Regions from separate parts of the Homo sapiens genome. Here region 2 is linked to region 1. Evidence: read pairs that join two places in POLR2A ChIA-PET (ENCODE). Cell type or tissue: MCF 10A. All regions are shown on one strand. Links, peaks and the distances in the headings refer to the core of each region. The heading gives the core; the rest is flanking DNA.

What was found. Peaks named below come from ENCODE experiments on the same cell type or tissue, not always from the same donor. Only the 100,000 strongest peaks of a DNase experiment are listed, where the experiment ranks them.
Region 2: POLR2A ChIA-PET joins it to region 1 with 21 read pairs; 4 of 35 experiments call an interaction of 5 or more read pairs at or near these places.

The regions. Positions count from the first base shown.
Region 1 is chr5:126,513,356-126,525,705 of GRCh38, reverse strand. No RefSeq gene overlaps it. Among named protein-coding and RNA genes, the nearest start is that of ALDH7A1, 76 kb to the left of the region's middle. In MCF 10A, for the core only: no CTCF peak of the experiment used is centred there; DNase peaks (open chromatin) are centred at 6,255 and 9,345.
Region 2 is chr5:126,362,064-126,374,413 of GRCh38, reverse strand. It overlaps LOC124901056 (a long non-coding RNA gene), which reads left to right and starts at 4,116. Exons shown (of 9, transcript XR_007058919.1): 1 at 4,116-5,734. It also overlaps a transcript of GRAMD2B not described here. RefSeq lists enhancers at 2,359-2,882, 2,883-3,407, 5,523-6,263, 6,264-7,005. In MCF 10A, for the core only: a CTCF peak has its summit at 2,838; a DNase peak (open chromatin) is centred at 5,813.

The sequences.
Region 1 (12,350 bases), core at 1,722-9,721:
AACTTTTTACTTGGCTGTCTCACTGCCACACACTTTTGTAGATTTTGGAAGAGAGTTGAAATTCTGTCTTATGAGGAAATTAATTATTTATGTAATTAAAAAAAATGGAGGCCCAGCATGATGGCTCATACCTGTAATCCTAGAACTTTGGGAGGTTGAGATGGGAGGATCACTTGAGCTCAGGAGTTCAAGAACAGCCTGGGAAACATAGTGAGACCTTGTCTTTACTATTATTTTAAAGAAAAAAAAATATTTAAAATGGAATAATTCTAGGTACTTGGTGATTTGTAACTTTCCTTAATTGCCAATACATGTATATTGGGTACTTAGTCCTTTTGATATGTCAAGTGTCCCTACCAGCTGACCCTATTATAGATAAAACTGTTAAATAAACAATAACTGGGTTTTGTTTTGTTTTGTTTTTTTGAGAGAGTCTCCCTCTGTTGCCTAGGCTGGCGTGCAATGGCGCAATCTTGGCTCACTGCAACCTCTGCCTACTGATTTCAAATAATTCTCCTGCCTCAACCTCCTGAGTAGCTGGGGTTACAGGCATGCACCACCACACCTGGCTAATTTTTTTTTTTTTTTTTAATTTTTAGTAGAGGCCGGGTTTCACCATGTTGGCCAAGCTGGTCTGGACTCCTGACCTCAGGTGATCTGCCTGCCTTGGCCTCCCAAAGTGCTGGGATTACAGGCGTGAGCCACCGCACCTGGTCCAACAATAACTGTTTATTGCTAACTATTCTCTTACTGCCTTTGTAGGACAGAACTAGACTTTCTATTCCTACTACATGAGGTAAATTGGAAACAGAAAAAAAACTGCCACTTCTCTATATATGCATCTTTAAAAGCAGTTCCCCTGGGACTGAGTAAAAAAAATGCCAGAAATGGACATTTCTGTGGCAGGAAAAGATTCTTTCTTGTTACCGGCTTGTCTGCTGTTCTTTCTGAAGCCCTGGCAGAAGATAAAATCTAATTTGTACACAATGTTAATGTCATTAATTAAACTATGACACCTTACAAATCACATTATGTACCTACTCTTATTTTCTTCAGAATCTGACATAACTTAGCTTAGTATTTAGCCAGAATGATACTTTGGTTTCTCCAGGCGCTGATGTTGATGTGCCTCTCTGCCCTGCAGCTGGTGGATGAGGGGGATCTGGGGAAGATACTTTGTTTCCTGCCTCACTATATGCTCTTTTTGGTCACTATCGCTGTTTTCAGTTGACATTTCTGAATGACCACAGGGAGTGTAGCACATCCCAGTGCTGAGACATGAGTTGCTTTTAGAGTTTTAACATTGAGAATCACAATATCCAGTCCTGCCAAGTCAAACTTCGTAGGCTCAAGTGAGAAATTAATGTTTTGAGAGTCAAGTACAGCAAGAATGCTTTGGCATATTTTCAGTGGTGCTTGATAACAGGCTTACCCAAGACAGAGCAAATAAACAGAACAAGCCAGGGACCACTTTAGACATGATGGGTAATTTTCCATGGCTTATAGGGGTCTCGGAGAAATTCTTTTCAGATTTGTGTACTGAAAAGCTTCGCTCGATTAAGCGTGAGCAGACACCTCCAGAGTCTCACACACCCAATCTGAGGGAAAAACCACCTCAATCCGCACCCAGCTTGAATTCCCCACTTGATGCACTTCACCATAAAACCTAAGATCTGGTATGTGACAGCTGGCTGTAGCTGCAGTCCCATGAGCCCAGAACATTCTATGTTTGTGGTGTGTGTGTGTGTGTGTGTTGTTGTTATCGGTGGTGGTAGCAGCCTTTCTATCCACTGCAAAATTAGGCCAGTCTGAGATTTAGAAGATTTGGGACTGTTACACTGGGCAGTTGGTTTTCTGAAATATAAAACAAGGAATCAATGGAATGCAAATAGGCTGGGCGCAGCGGCCCTGTAATCCCAGCACTTTGAGAGGCCGAGGCGGGTGGATCACCTGGGGTCAGGAGTTTGAGACCAACCTGGCCAACATGGTGAAACCTTATCTGTACGAAAAATACAAAAATTAGCTGGTGGTGCATACCTGTAATCCCTGCTACTCCGGAAGCTGAGGCAGGAGAATTGCTTGAACCCGGGAGGCAGAGGTTGCAGTGAGCCAAGATGGCTCCACTGTCCTCCAGCCCTCCAGCCTGAGTAGCAGAGCGGAAAAAAAAAAAAAAAAAAAAGAATACAAATAGATATTACTTTTAATAGATTTTCTTTGAATAAACATAGTTGTCACATGTAGAGGGAGAAAGACACATGAAATGTATTTTACTTACGCAAGTCTGATGCACAGAGAGAGGATGGAAAAACTGCCATATGTGAATCAGGATCTACGGAGGCTGCAAGTAAACATAGGTGTTCTTGGGTACAGCATTTGAATGAATGGATGGAAGTCAGGGCTTAGATTTTCTCCACAGAATGGCTTCCAAAAGCACGGGAGATTTTATTTAATTGCACTAACTTCGAAACAATGCTCACTGGCACAAGAGTAAAGTTGTCATTAAAAAAAAATCCTTGGGGCCAGGCATGGTGGCTCATGCCTGTGATCCCAGCACTTTGGGAGGCCGAGGCGGGCGGATCACCTGAGGTCGGGAGTTTGAGACCAGCCTGACCAACATGGAGAAACCCCGTCTCTACTGAAAATACAAAATTAGCTGGGTGTGGTGGTGCATGCCTGTAATCCCAGCTACTTGGGAGGCTGAGGCAGGAGAATCGCTTGAACCTGGGAGGCGGAGGTTGCGGTGAGTCGAGATCACGCCATTGCACTCTAGCCTGGGCAATAAGAGTGAAACTCAGTCTAAAAAAAAAAAAAAATCCTTGGAGTTTTTACTGACCTTTGGAATCTTAAGCACTTTAATACATGTACTCTCAGGAGATTATTAAGCAATTGAAAGTTTAGACCCCTAAAACTGCTTTGTGCGAGATTCAAATGATAACTGATTTGAAATGGTCCCTGATATCTTTGGTTCCAGGGCAATGGGTGCTAGCTGGGCAGGTCCTGGCTTGAGAGAGAATTAGATGAAGGTCACTGTGCTGCTGGGGCTAACAGTGCCTATGCTGTCCTCAAGAGCTGGGGCCAGAGGCAAGTGGTAGAAGGACCTGGTCCAGCCTCTGAGGCCTATTGAAAGGTCCTGGGCAGCCTTGTGCAGAGCTTTTGTTCCTAGGAATTTCAATTTTCTATTCCCTTCTCTGAAAAGGAGACTTTTTCTGTGAATGTTTATCTTTAGGAAGCAAATTAATGGTATTAGGACATGATTCCCAGCCTAATAAGAAATGACCCCCAGTATTATTTACCTGGTTTCTCATTTTGATTTTGGCCTCCCTTGGTTCCAGATGGTGAAAATACATTTCAGGTATTATAAGATTGGAGGGACCTGATGAAATAGTAGAGTTTACTGATGTTGTGCTATTAAAAAGAAACAATAATAATCTCAATTATCCCACATTCTGAGCTCAGAAGTCAGTCTGGGCTAGGTGTGGTGGCTCATGGCTGTAATCCCAGTACTTTAGGAGGCTGGAGTGGGAGGATCACTTGAGGCCAAGAGTTCAAGACCAGCTTGGACAACATGGAGAAACTCCCATCTCTACAAAAAATTGAAAAAAAGAAAAAATTAGCCAGGCCTGGTGGCATGCACCTGTAGTCCCCGCTGCTTGAGAGGCTGAGGTGGGAGGATTTATCTTGAGAAGCTGAGGTGGGAGGATTTTGCTTGAGCTGAGAAGTTCGAGGGTGCAGTGAGTTAGGATTGAGCCACTGCATTCCTGTCTGGGTGACAGAGAAAGACCCTGTCTCTTTAAATAAACAAATAAATAGAAGTCAGTCTGGATATGTAATTTTTTTCAGAGTGCTTTGTAGTTACTAGACTTGGAAATTGATCTAATTTTGGTCATCTGTAAACACGTTGCAGACTTCCTTTTCTTACACACTGTATACCAAGTGTAGCACTTGGTATACAGTGCTACACTGTACACTGTACAGTCCTTTGTTAAGGACACTTCTGTGAACTTCAGTTTCTGGAGGTGCAGAAGATGTGGGTTTAGACAGGACACAGCTTAGCATAGTGGTCAGAAGCAAGGCTTCTGGAACCAAAGCACCAAATCCTGGTTCTGCTATTGACTAGCCCTGACTTTTGATAAGTTACTTTATTTCTCTGTGACTCAGTTCCACCACCTACAAAATGGGAATGTGTGGTGGTCACTAGAATGTGCTTTGCAAATCTTCAACTACAGGGAGTATAATTGACTAAGGGCCCCAGCTGCTGTGCTCTAAATCTATCACTGTGTGGAAGGGCCTGCCTGGCTGCTTCTGGCCAACTGAGTGCATCAAGGATACTAAGGCACACCCAATCCTGGGCCACACAGAGCTCCTTTGATTGCCACTTTGGCTTGTGGACTCCTTGATGGCTTTTCTAACAAAAGCTTTATCTTGTTTCCACCCTACCTTCTCTCCCTGTCTCCTCACTGGGATTAGACCTGCATCATGGCCTGAGGGCTCTCCAAGCCTAGCCAGCTCTTTCCCTATTTTCTCTCACTCAAGGATTTCTCCTAAGACAGAGTTGTCAGTTTAGAAACAAACAAGCATCAGGATGTCCAGTGAAATTTGAATTTCAGATAAAGAACAAATAATTTTTTATTATAAATATATTTATACTTTCATTTTACTTATTTTCCAGCTGGAAAAAAATTCAGACATCTTTATTCTCATCTAGGCATTTGCTTCTTGGAGGACCTAATCTAACAGTGGGCGCTAATAATTGTACCTACCCCCTAGGTAGAATTAAATGAGTAAAAGATATAAAGTAATTAGAGCTGGATTTGGCACTTAATAAGTGCTCAACAAATTTTAGTTACTATCAAAGACACAGGATGTGATCAGTACTGAATGGCTCTCCTTGGGTTGTTGTGCCTTTCCCCTAGAGGGGAAGGAAAAAAATCTCTGTCTTCTACTCTCCTAGATTTAGTGTCTGGGGTCTTGCAAATTGAACCAACAAAAGACAGATTAACAGGAGAAAAAGATTTATTTAATATGCATAATGGGGCCTCACAGAAATTAAATGAAAACCCCAAAGAGGTGACCAAAGACTTATATAGCATTTTAACAAAGGATGATAAATTTGTGGAGAAGTTGGATCTCCTAGGCACCGTACCTTGTGGGAAGGTAAATATATGGGTAATGAAAGATAAGGGTTATTTCAGCAAGGTTTATTTATGCAGATTCAAGCCAGTGCATCTCCAGTGATAAGAATTGTTTCTTTTTCCTGGTATGGGAGAGGAGAGAAAAGTGCCTTCACAAAGAGAAATTTATGTCCTGCTTTTAGGCAGATGGGGGAGGGTAGAGAGCTTTTTCAGCAGTCTGTTATTTCTCAATTGCCTTCAGCTCAACACAATCCTTTGCCAAAGTGGCATATTTTGGGGTGGCATATTCTGATCCTGATCATTCCCAAAGGTGTCAGTGGGACTAGTTGGCCTCCAGGCCTTGTGCCAGCTTCAGGGCAGCCCCCACACGGAGTGGTCTTGTGTTGGTGCTTGCAGGGTGGGTAGAAGTGAGAATGATCCCTCAGGAAAGCAGCTCTGTTCTCTTTTCTGCTGTCTAAATGAATGCTGCTGGGCTCCCTGCCTGTCAGTGTTTTTCCTCTGCACGGCAGCAGCTGTTTCTTACCTCTTCTGCTGTTTTTCTCTTATGATCTTGTTTCTCCTTTGCTTTAGTAGCCTTCATACAAAGAATCAGGCTTGGTCATCAGAAAAGCAGAATGCTTTTTTTTTTTGGCAAATCTCCAAAAGTTGTGTTTCTAGTTAGTCTTTCTGGCACTTCTCTTTATAGTTGTTTGATTTACTTTTGCCTTACAAGTTCCTTTATCACCAATGATGTTTTCTTCTTTTTCCCTTAACTATCAGGTTCTGCAGGAGTCTGGTTGCTTGAGAATCCTGGAGGGTTGAAATCTCGATATTTGAGGTGATGTGAATAAATTGTATAGAAGTAGGTGGACACTAATGGAACAAAGGAGGAATTTCATGGCTACCTGGGAGAATTAAAAATGTTAAAGCTCGGCCGGGCATGGTGGCTCACACCTGTAACCCCAGTACTTTGGGAGGCTGAGGTGAGCAGATCACCTGAGGTCAGGAGTTCAAGACCAGCCTGACCAACATGAAGAAACCCTGTCTCTACTAAAAATACAAAATTAGCCAGGTGTGGTGGCACATGCCTGTAATCCTATCTACTTGGCAGGCTGAGGCAGGAGAATCACTTGAACCTGGGAGGCGGGGCGGAGGTTGCGGTGAGCTGAGATCATGCCATTGCATTCCAGCCCGGACAACAAGAGCAAAACTCTGTCTAAAAAAAAAAAAAAAAAAAAAAAAAGTTAAAGCTCAAAACAAAATGCCTTGGGTGTTTCAAATAGATTCTGGAAGTTTGACTCTTATGTGTTAGGACCAGAGGCATTTGAGAAATTCAATAGCAGTAATACATTATTGATTTACATTTTCCTAAAATCCAGAAAAACAGTTGTTTCAAAATACCATGTGGACATCAATTAATTTTTATCAGTTAACTTTGGGATAAATTTTTTTCCCCCTTAATAGCAGCCTTACCTTGTCAACAAAGAGTCAAACACTGCAAAATATTTGAAAAGATTTATTCTGGGCCAAATATGAGTGACCAATGGCCTGCGACACAATCCCAGGAGACCCTGAGAACATGTGCCCAAGGTGGCTGGGCTACAGCTTGTTTTTTTTTTGTTTGTTTTTTGAGACGGAGTCTCGCTCTGCCACCCAGGCTGGAGTGAAGTGGCACAATCTAAGCTCACTGCAAACTCCACCTCCTGGGTTCAAACAATTCTCCTGCCTCAGCCTCTCAAGTAGCTGGGATTACAGGCGCTCATCACCATACCTGGCTAATTTTTGTATTTTTAATAGAGACAGCGTTCCGCCATGTTGGCCAGGCTGGTCTCGAACTCCTGACCTCAGGTGATCTGCCTGCCTCAGCCTCCCAAAGTGTTGGGATTACAAGCGTGAGCCACCACACCCAGCCTACAGCTTGGTTTTATACATTTTAGGGAGACATAAGACATCAATCAATACAGGTAGGATGTACATTGGTTCAGTCCAGAGAGGTGGGACAACTTGAAGTGGGGGCTTCTAGGTCACAGGTGGATTTAAAGATTTTTTGATTAAAGACCTGGAATCAATAGAAGGGAGTGTCTGGGTTGAGATAAGGGGCTGTGAAGACCAAGGTTCTTATTATGTAGATGAAGCTTCCAGGTAGCAGGCTTCAGAGAGAATAGATTGTAGCTATTTCTTTTCAGGCTTAAAAAGGTACCAGACTCTTAGTTAATTTTGTCCTGGATTAGGAAAAAGACCTAGAAAGGGAAAAGGATTCTCTTCAGAAAGTGGATATTCTCCACAAGAGACAGCTTTGCAGGACCATTTCAAAATATGTCAAAGAAATATATTTTGGGGTAAAATACTTTGATTTCTTTCAGAGCCTATCTGTCATGTTGATATCTTATTGCTACAAAGACTCTGTTTTGTCAGTGTTAAGGTCTATCTTAATATTAATACTAGTCAGCTGTGCCTGAATTCCAGTGGGAGGAGGGCATAATGAGGCATGTCAGACAACTCACTCATGTCATGGCATGAACTACGTTTCGGGTTTACTTTTTATTTTTTATTTTCGAGATGGAGTTTTGCTCTTGTTGCTCAGGCTGGAGTGCAGTGGCATGATCTCAGCTCACTGCAACCTCCGCCTCCTGGGTTCAAGTGATTCTCCTGCCTCAGCCTCCCAAGTAGCTGAGATTACAGGTGCCTGCCATCATACCTGGCTAACTTTTGTATTTTTAGTAGAGACAGGGTATAATTATGTTGGCCAGGCTGGTCTCGAACACCTGACCTCAGGTGATCCACCTGTCTCGTCCTCCCAAAGTGCTGGTATTACAGGCATGAGCCACCACACCCAGCCCAGACCGACTTCTGAGCTCAGAATGTGGGATAATTGAGATTATTATTGTTTCTTTTTAATAGCACTGGGCCCAGGGTTTACTTTAGAATGCCCTTAGCAGGTCAGGCGTGGTGGCTCATGCCTGTAATCCCAGCACTTTGGAGGCCGAGGCGGGTGGATCATGAGGTCAGGAGTTCAAGACCAGCCTGGCCAAGATGGTGAAACCCCGTCTCTACTGAAAATGCAAAATTTAGCCCAGTGTGGTGGCAGGCACCTGTAATCCCAGCTACTCGGGAGGCTGATGCAGAGAATTGCTTGAACCTGGGAGGTAGAGGTTGCAGTAAGCCGAGATTGCACCACTGCACTCCAGCTTGGGCGGCAGAGCGAGACTCCATCTCAAAAAAAAAAAAAAAAAAAAATAGAGAATGCCCTCAGCTGAGAGGAGGAGCCCATTCAGTTGGTTGGGGGGGTCTCAGAATTTTATTTTTGTTTTACAACATGTTGATTAAAGTTCTTCATACTGATGCAAGTTATTAGTGGCAAAATTGTAATCACAAATGCTGGTCTTACAACTAATTTCAATTTTAGGTGTCATTAAAAGTCATAGAATCATAGAATAAAAACTGATTTTGAAAGGCTGTTGAGTCCAAAGCTTTGCCCTTAAGCAAAGGCAAGTCATTCCAAACAAGATAAAAATCAATCTTATTTCAAAGTTCCCAGAGCAGGCTTTGCATAACCTAAGGCAAAATTTAAATTCTTGAGCTGTGATATACTTAACAAAAAAAGCAAACTGAGTTATTTAAAGAAGTATTGTGCCAATAATGTCTATGTAATAGCTTGTTTGTGATGTTTGCTGGTTAATGGAATATAACATGTAATCTACAATTATTTTAATTTCAGGAGTCTTTGGAATTAATATTTTCTTCTACTAGTTATAAGGTTCCTCAAAGGATTACACTGTATTTAGGACATTCATGAGGTATATAGTAGGAAGGTGCTGGGATTTTGAATCAGAACACCTGGATTTAAGTGTGTTCCCCTACAATTTAGTCCCTTGGGAAAGTCATTTAGCTTTTTGGAATTTATCTTCTTCATCTGTAAAATGTTAATACAAATTTGTGTCTGGACTTTTTTTTTTTTTACCAGATTTTTGTGTGCCCTGAAGGTGGGGTTGTATAAACAAGGCTTTGTAACAAGTTCTTGTTACCATTTGTATGAATAACATAATGTTCATATAATTTGTCGATCATGAGAAGAAACTGCAGGTTTGTTGTTAATTCCATTCAATTATGAGGTGCTCATCTCCAACACAAGTGATCCTTAACCAAGTAAGAAATCCCCCTAAAGAGGGAATGTGTATGTGTATAATGTTCATTGTAAGTGAAGTTCTGGCTCTCTTCCAGCGATGCTACCAGCAGCAGCTGCCCTGGGCACATAACAACACTGTTACTGCATCACTGTGCTCTACTGTGTTTATTATCTCATTCAATTATCCCAACAAGCCTGCAGAATTTTAAGTCATTATTCTCATTGCAGGTGATGTGACTAATGCTTAAAAACTTAGGAAACTTTGTCAAACCTCACTATTAGTAAGTCACAGAAAAAAAAAAAAAAAATGAATCCAGAGACTTGGGCTCCAGAATCCATGCTCTCAAACTTGAAAAATTTGCCTTCCAGCTTACAAAAGTCATTGGGTTTGGGAGCATCGTCTTCACTGGTATATTCCTTCTTTCAGGACTTCTGGAAATATCAAGAATATCAAGGTTCTTTGGCTTGGCCAGATCTGACCTAAGAATACAAAATTCTTTTTTATTTCTTATGTTTTTGGAAATTTTCATAAGATGTATGAGTCAAAGAAAATGCAAAATTCTTCTCGTTGTTCTAAAAGGTTAATGGCACAAATGGTTCACATTTCCACAAACTTAGTATTGTAAAAAAGAAGAAACTGTTCCTCTATTCTCTTAAATTTAGTGGCTGGGGCCTGTGAGTTAAACTGACAAAAGACAGATTAGCAGGAGAAAACATATATCGATTTTATTGATGTTAATTTTATGTGCACAGAGGGCCTTATAGAAAAAAGTAAAAAGCTCATATAAGTGGTTAGATGTGGGGGTTTATATATACCTATCTTAGTAGAGAAAAGGGAAGGGGAGAAAGGGCACTTGGGGAAAAACAAATGACTTTTTGGAAAGATAAGTGGGCCCTTGGGAGAATAGATGGGAGATACAATAGTCTTGTGAAAGTGTCCCAATCCTCTAATCATGCCTCTGTCTGGACTTCTTATCTCAGAAAAGATTAAAATTGCTCCCAGGGGAGGAGATTTGAGATTGAGTTCTTTTGAGATGCTTTTAGGGAGATCAGGGATTTCAGCAGCTCAAATGCTTTTAGCTCAAAATAGTTTTTATGCCAAAGTAGTATATTTTGGGATGGTATATCATGATCCCTGAGATATGAAATATATGTATAGGTTTTGTCCATGGTACCTGGCTCCCAGCACCCATAATCCTTGTAATTTCTTAAATGATTAGAGAAATAGGAGTATCTTTAATTAAAATATTTAGCCTTTGGTTCTTGGTTCTTGAAACAGCTCCAGAACACCTCCAGAGTGATAAAGGTCAACGATGTTGTAGTGAATGCTTATAATTCTATGTTGCCTCCGCATCCATTTCGAATGTAGTTTGGCTTTCTTGTGCCGAGACAGGGCTCAGTCACCTGTGATGCAGTTGCCAGTTCTATATCATGTCCCAATGCCTCAAGCTGGTGGCCAGAGATAAGAACATAGAGGCGTCTCTCCTGCCTAGCAGACTGGGCTCCCCACGATCCCTCCTCTTCCTTTAAAGGGACCATTTATTTGTCTGTCAAGTTAAAGTGACCCACACCCTATTCCCTTATATACATTGCTGGTTGCCACCACTTTGTTTTCTCTTCTCTCTTCCTGTCTATGCTCCCTAAGGCTTTCTTCCGTGTGGCCTCCAGGAGTGCCATGTTCCTTCCTGGGTCTGTAAGCACTAAAATCTCTTAGACTTTCACATTGTGATTATGTAATTGAAGCCCACAATACAACCCTTGTAGACCATCCATACAGGTGGATTCCTTCCTGATGCTTTTTGGTCAGTCAGGGTTGGGGACGGTAACTACCAGCTAAGTTGACGGAGAAACTCAAAGACTTTCATTGAAAATGTCAGAGACGTCTGAACAAGAGCAACTCCACCTTGAATAGGGGCTGGGTAAAATAAGGCTGAGACCTGCTGGGCTGCATCCCCAGGAAGTTAGGCATTCTTAGTCACTGGGTGAGATAGGAGGTCGGCACAAGTACAGGTCACAAACGCCTTGCTGATAAAACAGGTTGCGATAAAGAGGCTGGCCAAAACCCACCAAAACCAAGATGATGAGGAAAGTGACCTTTGGTCATCCTGACTGCTCATAATATGCTAAAAATAATGCATTAGCATGCTAAAAGACACTCCCACCAGTGCCATGACATTTTACAAATGCCATGGCAACGACAGGAAGTTTCCCTATATGGTCTACAAGGGGAGGAACTCTCAATTCCAGGAATTGCCCACCCCTTTTCCTGAAAACTCATGAATAATCCACCCCTTGTTTAGCATATAATCAAGAAATAAGTATATGTATACTTAGGCAGCCCATTTCAATGCTCTGCCTATGGAGTAGCCATTCTTTTATTCCTTTACTTTCTTAAAAAACTTGCTTTCACTTTATGGACTTGCCTCGAATTCTTTCTTGTGTGAGGTCCAAGAACCCTCTTTTGGGGTCAGGGTCAGGACCCCTTTCTGGTAACAAAAACAGACATGTTATTCATAACAAGGCTGTTTTGGAAAAAACTCCAACAGTGTTTTCTTCCCCTCTCTCTCACACAACATCAACGCAAAAGACTTCTGTGACCCTAAAAATATGTGGGGATTTCTCTGCACCAGTGAGCAAGCAATCAATTCGGCAGCAGATACCAGCTGGGTGTCCTTCAATTCAATTCCAACACTGTCTACTCGGAGATAGTTTCAGACTGTTTCCCCCTTAGACACCAGTCCCAAGTCTGAGCCTCTGGAACTTCTGACCAATTGCCTTTAAATTGGAGTTCCCTAGGCCCTTCTTTGTGTTCGATTAATTTGCTGGAGTGGCTTGCAGAACTCAGGGAAACACTTATGCTTACTGGTTTATTATAAAGAATATGACAAAGTATACGATGAAGAGATTCATAGGGTGAGGTATGGGGGAGGGGGTGTGGAGTTTTCATGCCCTCCCTGGGTGTTCCCCTCCCCCCATCCAGGAGCTTCCATGTGTTCAGCTATCCAGAAGCTCTCTGAACCCTGTCCTCTTGGGTTTTTATGGAGGCTTCATTACATAAGCATGATTGGTTAAAACATTGGCCATTAGTGACAAGCATGGCCTTCAACTCCTTT
Region 2 (12,350 bases), core at 1,712-9,711, 150 kb after region 1:
GACCTCTTTCCTCCAAAAGGGATATAAATTCATAAGTAGGCATTTTATAGAAGAGAAAACAAAAAAAGACCACTAAACATGTTGAAAAGATGTTTCTCCTCTTAGTTTAACATATATTAAACCCACATTGAGTTACCATTTCACACCTTGCAGATTGAAAAAGGTAAAAAAATCAGACAATTCCAGTGTTGCTGAGACAGCAGAATAACTGCTGGTGGTAGCGCAAATGACACAGAACTTTGGAACACAGAATGACATTGGCAAAAAAAGTTAATCATGTTCATAATCTATGATGAACATTTCCTCTAGGTATGTGCCTTAGAGACACCCTTCCACAATGTACCAGGGGAAACAGGCAAGATGCAGCATTGCTTGAATGCTCAGACAACTGGAAATCAACCACAAGTAGGCCAGAGTGCTCTTTTAAAGTGAATGTCACGTTATGACACTCTTCTATTCTAAACCCTCAGTGGCTTCCTGCCACAATTAGAATAGAACTCTAACCCCCCTTATCATCTGTTTATCTCTCTGATTTCATGGGTGCCACTCTTCGCAGTTTCCTCTAGACTTCTTCCCTATCTTCCCTATGCAGGGCAACCACGCTCCTTCTCAGTCTTATGATGACTGGTTCTAAGTCAGCCTAAATATCACTTCCTTGGAGAGTCCTTTACTTACCACCCCATCCAAAGTAGTTTTCTCTATCTTACTGTCTGCCTCAGCTTTGTTTCCTATAAAACATATTAATTTTTGAATTATGTATTTATGTATGCACATATGCATTCATTCATTTTTTTGGCCTGTCTTAAACATTAAACTAAATCTCCATGAGAGCAGGGACTAAGTCTATCTCACTCATGATTGTAACCTCTGTGCCTTGTACATAGCCTGGCATATAATAATTACTCAATAAACTTTTGTTGAATTGAGTGATTGAATACAAACACTGTGTAAATTGTATCTGTGCCTATTTGAAGTGGCTTGTTGATCTGCAAGTACATTTTATTAGCTCTAGTTCACTGAAAGGATAATGTGATACTAAAACAGCCACATAAATTCTCAATACTTATTTAGAAGGTAAAGGAAAGTGTTTACCTGGTCTTATTTTTTTATCTCAAAGATTTAACCAATGTGTGCCTGAATGCTTCCACAAATTATTTTCAGTGATTTTCTACACAATACATTAAATAGATCTTTCAACTAGACTAAAAGTCCTTCAATGCCTGACCTACTTAGAGATATGTTAAATTTTTTTAGGTCGGTTCTAATACACATTTAAAAAAACCACTTACAGATGCTAACATAGAAATTTGATATTGAATACTCAAATATGCGGGTGACATAGGCTGGAGCTTTTTTTGCAAGAGGCTTGAATTTAAGTTGATGTGGGTTTTATTTTACTTTTATTCTATTTATCTATAATTATGAAAACATTTATTTTGTTTCAATTATACTTTATGTATTTTGTATTTGTTTTAATATTTATTTGTTTGTTGATACATTTTGATTTAATTTAATTTTTTTCCTGGTTAGAGCTTGAGCTCCAAAGAAGAATTTGCATGACAGTCTACTTAAGAGATGGATTCCACAGACAAAGCAATTCAAGAGGCACTTGAAGCTCAGCAAAATATGGAAATAATGGATGAGTTTTACATTTTATTTTATTTTTATTTTTTCTCTTTGTTTGCCTAAGTTTTACATTTTAAATCACAGAATTATACCCTTGCTCAACTACTAATACAAGTAAGATAGATTCATTTTAATAATGGATAGAAAAATTAAGTAACTTGAAAATAGATATATTACAAAACAATTTGCACACATTCACTTTTTTGGTCTCTAAAACTTCTTTTTAAAAGTGTTTAATTTATTTTCATAACCTGGCATTCTGATATGTGAATGCAATTAAATAAAATAGAACTTCTTTGTTTTCTATTAAATTTTTGAAAGCTATAATTTAAAGTACTTTTTGTGTAAATGATTTAAAACCATTTAAAAAAGAAAACAACGATCATATTTAACTCTTGAATTTCTGGATATGGTGCTGTCAAAAAGTAAAGTTTGGGTGTGGGGGTTATTCTGAGAAGTTTACATGAATGCTACGTTAAAGTTTACATGAAAGTTGGATGAAAAACTTTCTTTTGAATATGTGATTTCCACTTATACTAAATTTCTACATTCTATAAATTGCTAGATAAATATAATGAGACAAAATGAATAAAGAATTTGAAAAATAAATTTTCATGAAAAATATGTAGTTATTAGAGTGGTGTTGATGTGGATATTAATGTGCTGATTTGGATACTGATGAGTTTATAGCTAAAATGAATATGTTCTGAAATTGGCCAAAACTGCTATAAATCACTATGCAGTAAGTACTTGAACCAGAGAACAGTTGCTACTATTTTAAATTTAAATTGGAAAGGCAAAAAGAAGGCAATTATCTTAATATTTTAATAATTATTATTTTAATAATAGTTCATGTAATTTTGATACCAAAGTCGATTTGGGGTTCAACGATTTGTTTTCACTTCTTATGAACCTGAGAGTGAGTCAAGAATTGAGGAATTGCATAGTGACCAGTTATCCAGTACTAAGAAAGTACTAAAGAAGGCACTAAAAATTATTTTTCCTTCATAGTAATAATAGTTCTATTTGCTCAGAAGAGCCCATCCCTTATTACATACCCCCTTCGAATCCACTGGTCAGGATGCCTAGGCTGCACCTTCTCTTCCCATGGCTGATCCCTACCTCCAGGAATGAAAAAGGAGCTCTCCAAGGGTCACCAGTTGGGTAGCTGAGGCCACCAGGGGGACAGACGTGGATGGCCAGGCCCAGGCTGTACCCACCTGAGGAACACCGAGCTGGGGCTGTCTGTGGAGCTGCGTGAGGCCTCCACGTTGGCCTTCCTTGGGCTGCCCGGAGTCTCAAACCGGAACACCGTGTCACTAGAAGGCAGCCTTTTCTTCACCATTGTGCGCTTATTGACCCGCAAGTCAAGGAACAACCTTAAAAGCTCATTTCTGAGTCTCCCAAATAATATGAAAATCTCTGCGTTTCAGCTTTGTACAGTCCTTGAATTGCAGGAAGCTCTTTCTTCATGTGACTCAATCTAGCTGAGGCTATGTTTTTAAAAGTCAGTTAATGATTAACATATCAGTGTGACACAGGGCGGTTTTCATCCTACCTATGTTTGCTGTAAAGAAATAAATGTGTTTGGGAAATTCAACTTTTAGTTCACTAAGATGAACACCACTGAATCTGAATTTAGTCAGAAAAGCATGGAAAAGTAAACACCTAAACAAAACAAAACAATGAGGTGCAGAGACTGGCAGCATCTAAACATTAAAAGCAGGATGCTTTTTCTAACCACCTGAGCCTGACCAACAGGGTGAGCAATGTGGATGTGCTTTATGCCTGTACTCACGCAGGAAATGACCAGCACACTGTGTGTGTTGCAGCCAATGTTTGGCAGATGTACAGCAGTTTTAAGGCTGCATTCCTTGGTCCTTGGGACCTGAAGAGTTCTGGAGTTCTTATGGAAGTGATATACACAAAGTCAAGGGAGTCTCAATATTCAGGTTGCATATTTTGCTGGGTTATAGGAGGCTGTGACTTGTACCCAAACAGTAACAACAAATACAAACAAACAAACAGTAGGAAGCGAGAGTTCGAATGTGTCTCTTGCTTGCTGGCTGGGCAACTGCAGGTGATCCCAGTTCTGCTCTGTTTGATATCTGTTATGCTGATTTCACAGGATTAGAATGAAATACGTAGGAGAATATGCAGTAGAGATTTGCAATTATGTGTCATTATTGTTACCTAGATATGCATTTTACTAACAAATAAGTTCAGAAAATGAGTTTCTTCATGCGACAAATGTTCATGCACAAGGAAAACATCAGTGTCCCTCCACCCTCGTTACTAGCACCAGTGAAAGATTTGTTCCACAGTAGCTATGCTCTCTCTCCTTGTTCCCCTTGTGATTAGTCAGTGACATTGCAGAATGGCTGGCTTAAGAGAAGTACACAGTTTCTGATTGTGGAAGAGAGCAAAGTTTCCTGGGAAATCAAAGCAAACCTTTAGCCTTGGCCTCATTAGCATTTTGCTCTAACCAACTGCTAACCTGGCAGGGACAGGTCTGTGCTGCTCTACATGCTGTATTGACCCTAAGAACACTTTTGAAGTGAGTCTTTCAGTGATATTACATTATTTTGGACAATATTTTCCTGCTGAGTTTTCTTGGTTTTAGCACTGAATGCCCTAAATTCCAGGAAATCTTTAGTGCTGGGCAAACTGGGGCAGGTGGTCACCTTAGTACTGCTGAGCGCCCTCATGCTACAGTTCTGAAGGTGCACCGCCCCCAGCTTTCCTCCCTGTCCTTCCTTGACAGAGCACGGTCTATATTTCTCTTTCCTCTCTTATCTCTGTGCTGAAATTGAGTTGAAATGTTGGAGACATTAAATAAGCTGTTATATTAAATTGCTGAATTAAACCAGTCACCATGCCTCATACAATAGCAACAACCTGCATGGGAGTTTCTGCTCCTTGTAAACAAAAGACAACTCTTACTGGCACAGATGTTAATGGTCAGTGAAATGTAGTCTGTTACTCTCTGTCTCATGCAGGTTTGGATTAAACAGGGGCAATTCCTAACTTAGAACAAAATGTCTCTAAAGGAGGAAATTCCAGTGTCAGTGAACAGTCTTTGAACTTATTTTTCAATAGATAAGCTTTCCTCGTACTCACTCAATCAACTGATATATATTTATTAGCAAAGCTCTTTGCTAGCTGCAGCGAGTGATATAAAAAGTTTTAAAAAATGGGTCCTTGCTTCAACAATGAAGCTAGGAAAAAACAGTCTACATAACTGAAAAGTTAACTAAAAATAAAAGCGATAGAAAGGCAGTGAATTAGGCTAATATTTATTGACTCTCTGTACTAGCTAATATCTTTTGAGTCAATATAGCATCTCTACTAGATAATTTCGTATATAACATCTCATTTAATCGTTGCCCAAATTACATTTTTATAGATTAAAAAAACTATATCTTTAAAAGGTTAAACCACTTGGCCATAATTAAATAGTAAGCATGTGGTCATGCTGGAATTCATTCATTCATTCATTCATTCATTCATTCATTCAACAAGTATTTATTGAGCATTTACAGTTAAAAGGAGGCAAATCAATTGAGACTGGTATGACTTATAAAAGTCTAATGGAAAATGTGGGGTTTGAGTTTCAATGTGGGGTCATGGGGAAGGCAGAAAGGGAAAGGAGTAGTGCTCATGAACAAATAAATGGGCATGGACCAGGTATGTGTGTGAGAGTGGAGAGTGGAGAGTTTGTTGGTGAAGTAGAGGAATAGTGAACATTTATCTGGAGGCTGAATTATGAAGGAACCTTGATGCCAGTGTGGTTAGTTCAAGCTTTATCCTGTAGGTAATGGAAATAAAATGATGAAAGATGAGCTCGATGGCCATATGCACGATGCTTTGGAAGCAGAATGAGATGAGTTGGTCCCATTACTCCAGTCAGCCGGGTGTTACGGTTATTTCAGTTACGCAGCAATTTACTAGCCTATGGGAAGCATACTGACGTAGTTAAACAGTATTGGCTGAACTCTTATGTAAGATGTTGAGTTAATCCTTATTATAAGAAATTGTGTCAAAGGTGAGATTTTCTGAAAGTCTAGAGCAGGGGTCACAAACTCAAAGGCCTTTAGGAACCGGAAAGGTAAGTAAAACCCTGGGGGAGGGACAGAAGCCAGCAGAGAGTGGTAAACAAAGGAATGCTTTTGCCTCCCTCAGGGCATTCAAGTTTTAACACAACAGATTCTGGTGGGAGGAGGCATCCTAAACCTGTCTGAGGGCTGGAGCCAGCTGGGGCTTGCCCGGTGAATTTCACTTCTTGATATGAGCTGCCTGTGATAAAGCTGACAAAATGTGCAAGTAGTTATAGCTGGACTTTATGTTTAAATAGGAATAAGGTTTTGATAGTACATGATCATTGAAAGAAAATGTGAATTCTGACAGCTTTATTTTCAAGATTAATGGCAGTTGACTGCTGTGCAGCCATCCACAGCCACTGCCTGAGCCCTTTGACTGTTTAGACATGGCCTCTGCCCAAGCCCTCCTAGCCTGTGCCACAGCTTTCATTTGTGTGTGTGCAAATTAAAACAAAGACCAGGTGGTCAAAGATAAACAACTGGAATAGGACGTTTATGTAAATATAACTATAAAAGGAACATGCACAGTGGCCAAAATGAATAATATATAATAAATAAAATACAACTAAAATAAAAATCACAGAGACTCTTTTATATCCTTCCATGGGAATTGAGAAATAATGTTGAAAGTCTTCTCGGCCGGGCGCGGTGGCTCACGCCTGTAATCCCAGCACTTTGGGAGGCCGACGCGGGCAGATCACGAGGTCAGGAGATCGAAACCATCTTGGCTAACACGGTGAAACCCCGTCTCTACTAAAAATACAAACAATTAGCCGGGCGTGGTGGCGGGAGCCTGTAGTCCCAGCTACTCAGGAGGCTGAGGCAGGAGAATGGCGTGAACCGGGAAGGTGGAGCTCGCAGTGAGCCGAGATGGCGCCACTGCAGTCCAGCCTGGGCGACAGAGTGAGAATCCAAATCAAAAAAAGAAAAGAAAAGAAAAGAAAATCTTCTGAAGCTCTAGTTTTCTTTGCTTAAGCCCTACAAATTAAAGTTTGGCCATAAGAGTTTTTTCTTTCTTCAATGAAACAAGGTCCATAATTCAAAGAATGTAGTCTTGTGCAATGATGATAATAATCTTTGGTTATTATATCCGAGCATTCTGGATTCCATAAATAAGAAACTAATATGCCTACTGATGCTAGGCTCGATGGATGGGAGGTGCGGAATTCATGCCTGTATATTCCCCTTTTCCTCCTCTCCCTCCTTTTCCTCTACTTCCTCCTCCTCCTCCTCCTCCTCCTCCTCCTCCTCCTCCAGTTTTTACAGGTGTAGGATTTGGATATTGAGACATAAGATCAAACCAGAACCACCAGATTAACAGAGCTTCAAAATGGAGTTTTCCAGAGCCATGGAATATAAATTTACACTTAGAAATAAACGAGATTTTCTCTACAAATAAGCGAAGTTAGAAATATTTGTGCCTTAAGATTTATTTGATAAATTATGCTGTGTTTAGGCTATTATTAATACAATTAGCTTGTATACTCTAAGCACATAGTACTGTGATTTGGATAAAAAAAGCCTTGGTCTGGGCCGGGTGTGGTGCCTCACGCCTGTAATCCCAGCACTTTGTGAGGCCGAAGTGGGTGGATCACCTGAGATAAAGAGTTCGAGACCAGCCTGGCCAACATGGTGAAACCACCGTCTCTACTAAAAATACAAAAATTAGCCAGGTGTGGTGGTGCGTGGCCTGTAATCCCAGCTACTCTGGAGGCTGAGGCACAAGAATCGCTTGGATCCGGAAGGCGGAGGTTTTTGTGAGCCGAGATCGCGCCACTGCACTCCAGCTTGGGTAACAGAGCGAGACTCCATCTCAAAAAGAAAAAAAAAAAAAAAAAAAAGCCTTGGTCTGGTAAAATCACCTTGAATTTCAGTTGTCACCATATTTCCATACATGGAATAACCATGTATGGAAAACCGGTGTGTGGGTGTAAATTAAATATATCCACATTCCTGTGGTTGGCTGTTTGATTTCATGGTTTAGAGTGTTAGTTTAGGGGTCAGGTTGCCTGGAAAAGGGTGGCTTGATTATTTCATTGCTTTGTTACTTTAGAAAGGGATTTAACTACTCTGAGCTTTTGTAAAAATGGGAATAACAATAATATCTATCTCAAAAAATTGTTTGGAGGACTTGATATAATATGTGTAAACTTCAAGTATGAAGCCTGTACATAGTAAGCATTCAGAAAATACTACTGATGGTAATGACAATGAAGATTAGGATCTTTGAGTTGGTCATACTTTCACTCATGTTGAGTGGAGTCATATGATATAAGTGAAAGATATGATTTGCTTTACTCAATGGGACAACAGCTGTGTGTTTGCACGTGGTTTGTGGAAGACCTAATCCTAGAGGGAGGGCAAGCATTGACAGTCTAGGCCCATGGAGTGTTGACACTGGTGATAATGACCTTGCCAAGCAGCTTGGAATATTCCAGTCTAATTCATGGGCTAAAGCATATCTTAAGTCCCTTCCTCTCTCCTTCAAACTTCTTTATTCTACGGTTTTTATGATAAAGAGGGGAGGGGGTTGATTTCTCTCCCAAAGTTGTGAACCCTTTGAGAGGATGCAGAGAAAGGATATATGTTATCCCCTTGTCAGAGAACTATTACTATCTGCCACAGCTCATGACTTTAGAGGGAGTTTGCCCCCAGAAGATTAGAAAGTTGATCTTGCAGCTTCAGTAAACATGTAAGTAGACATGGCAAGATTGGACTTTAGATAATCTTTCTTTTTTTGTGTGCATTTGGGGCTTTAAGATATAAAGGTAAGAAATTTGAAAACCCAAGTTCCTATTCTAGTTTATCCACCAGCTTGGGTAAGTCTTTTTAGTGCTTTTAACTATATTTGCTTAAATTTATAAAATGATTTGAGATAGTTGATTTTAAAAATTTTGTTTGCAGAACTTTCTGTTGATTGATATGTTTATTATTTAAACAGTGATGCATTGGTAAACCGGTTTTCCAGGAAAAAAAAAAAAAAGCTCTGATTTGTAGCACTGGCCAATTTCCACAGCGTAAATACTCCTACCACAGCTGATTTCAAGCTGCTGACATGATACACTGAACGTGACTTTGGGAATTGAGCCTGTAATGAACTGACAGTTGAGCAAGCATGAGCTGACTCCCTTACACCGCTGTAAACATTTAAACATTCACATTTGGGTGTTTGATAAAACATACACATTTGACCTCAGAGTTACCAGATTTTAAAAAGCAGCATTCTTGATTTCAATAGCATTATTATCTGTCAAATTGCATAGTGGTTATTGCATATTCTGCCTTTGTTTGATTTTATGCAAATTGATAATTATTTTCAGAGAAATACTTCTGAAGATAGTATGATTATTAGCGTCCCCCATAAGGTTATTTTTTGTATTAATTTTACTGGCCTAAGGGATACATAACATAAATTTACTATTTTAGTCAGTTTAAAGTATATAGTTCAGTGGCATGAACTACATTCACAACTTTGTGCCACTAAGGTTTTTAAAATATACTGCTTTTTTAGTTTACAAAACAAAATGTATACTCATTACAAACATTTTGAAAATAAAATATAAAGAAGAAAAATATCATCTGTAATCCTCAGCCACCAGAGATAATCACAATGAACATTTTATCATCATCAAAATTATGTTTTACTCTAAAGGATTATCAAAATCATTTGGTAATTCTGAAAGTATATCCAATATTCACTAAATACAGTCATTATTTTCAAGAGGCCTTACCCTTCAAAGTGAGAAACCGACACATCTTCTCTGTTCCCTCCCACACCTGGAGCACCAGGGGCCAGAGTAGTGGAAACAGAATCAAAGACATGTTTGGAGAATTCTATGAAACATCTCAGAAAGATTTGTTTGGGAATGAACATACCACTGGCCAAGATGTTTTTGAGATTAGTCTAGAAACTAGATGATAGAGGATATAGAGGGAGAGGTTTTAGAGCCAATAGGAACCTTAGAATGCATGTACTTAAAATACTTCCTGTTATAGATCTATCACTAGTGGGGATAGGTCACTTGAATAGTTGGTGGCAGAGCTAGGGCTGCCTCCTGATTCATGTTCCACTCCTGACCTGGTAATCTAGATCCTCTTCACATCATGCTGCTTTGTAGAATTCCTCCCTGTTGTGACTCTTGAGAGAATGAAAACGTACCAGCAACAGACCATCTGTGTTAAATGTTGTCTTTGTACGGGACAAGAGCGGGAAGCGATCCTACAACCTACACTTTCATTTTCCACTGCTATTGTGTGAAGTAATTAGATAGATATTTACTCTGAGGCATTAGCTGTGTTAGGTTCCATCATTAATTATAATATTTCAAAATTTCCACAATTTTCTGAATTTCAGGAATTTCCTCCCCATAGTTTGCAATTAGATCCAGACTCAGTACATACTTTGTTTAAAAAATGCAGACTCTTTCTGTTTGTATTCTTACTGTGCTACTTAATAGCTGGGGAATTTGAAAATCTCTATATTTTAGTTTCCTAATCTGTAAAATGGGAATAATAGTACCTACCAAATAGGTTTGTTAAGAAAGTACAATAGCTAGTATTTGTAAAGACTTTAAATATTGCCTTGAACATAATAAGGATTTAGCAAATTTTATATTTATTTTGATCAATACTTATAATAAAATCATAAGGTCTTATTTAAAGTAACTATCACTTTAGAGTTTTTTTAAAGCCTTATTAAGATATAATTTACATAATACAAAGTTCACTTGTTCGAAGTGTACAATTCAGTGGCTTTAGTACATTTACAGAATTGTGCAACCATCACCACCATCTAATTTTAGAACATTTTCATGACTCAAAAGAAACCTTGTACCCAAGAGCAGTCCCTGCCCATCCTCCCTATTTTCCTCTTCCATTCTGCCCTAAGCAACCACTAACCTACTAATTTACTTTCTCTCTTTAGAGATGAGACATTCATATCTCATCTGTATATATAGAAAAAGTACCTATTCTGGACATTTCATATATAGATGGGATCATACTATCTGTGATCTTTTGTGACTGTCTTCTTTCACCTACAATGTTTTCAAAGTTCATCTCATTTTGTGACCAAAAATATTCTATTGTATGGATATACCACATTGTATTTATCCATTATTTAGTTGATGGAGACTTGGATTGTTTCTACTTTTTGGCTATTAAAAATAATGCTATTATGGATATTTGTGTACAAGTTTTTATGCAAACACATGTTTTCAATTCCCTTGATTATATACCTAGGAATGAAATTGCTATATTTAACTTTTTGAGGAACTGACAAACTTTTTTTCCAAAATGGTCGTAACATTTTACATTTCTGACCAGCAGTGGATGAGAGTTCCAGTTTCTCCACATGCTTGCCAACACTTCTTTTTTTTTTGTTTTTGATATAGCCATTCGAGTGGGTATGAAGTGGCGTTGCATTGTGGTCTTGATTTGCATTTTCCTAATGACTAATGATGCTGAGCATCTTTGCATGTCCTTATTGGCCATTTGTGTATTCTCTTTGGAGAAAAATCCATTCAAATCCTTTGCCCCGTTTTAAAATTGGGTTATTTGTCTTTTTATTATTGACTCGTATGCTTTATATATTGTGGCTACAAGTTCCTTAAAATATATGATTTGTAAATATTTTCTATCATTTCATAGGATGTCTCTGCACTTTCTTCATGGTGTCCTTTGAAGCACCAAAGAAAGTTTTCCATTTTGGTAGAGTCCAGGTTATCAATTTTCTCTTTTATCACTTGCGATTTTGGTGTTGGGCCTAAGAAATAATTGCCCAACCCAATGATTATTTACTCGTATGTTTATTAAGATTTTTATAGTTTTAGCTCTTATATAAGGTCTGTGATCTACTTTGAGTTAATATTTGTGTATGTTGTAAGGTAGGGGTCCAATTTCATTCTTTAGAATATTGTCCTGGCACTATTGTTGAAAAGGCTATTCTTTTCCCATTGGATTATCTTGCCCATTTTGTTGAAAATTAATTAACCATAAATGTTAGTGTTTATTTCTTGGTAACTATTTTAAACAATATACATAGAAATGTATTCAGAATTAATGACTTTGAGTATCTCTGTTCCTTTTGAAGATCTTGTGTTTTTATTCTTTTTTATGTATGTCTACATAAGTCCAAGGCCAGGACTTTTGGTACTTTTCCTTAATTCTTCCTGATAATCCTGAAATCATAATTTTCTAGGTAGTTGTTTACTTCACCTGTTTGTAATAATGGCAATAACAAAGAACACTAATAATGATGATTGTCAACAAAATCTTAAGTTATTTAGAAAGCATGAAATTAAAGACAGGTAAAGTGAAAGGCTCATATACTATTATATAATAGTTTGTATCTATGTTGCTGTTGATTATACATATTTCTTCAATTTAGCATTCATCCTGCAATTTTTTAAAACAGTGAAGTGTAGCAAGGCCAGGCCAAATTCAGAAGAGGTGACTGAAATGATGCTGCCCGATCAAAAAATCGTTTGGTCTTCAGAATTGAGCTCATAGGATCTTTTAACACGTGAGTCAGGTCATAAACATGCAATTTATAGCTGAAGAAATGCATGTGGCTAATAACAAATGAAAAAATATTCTCCACTAGTAATAAAAAACAAAGGAGGA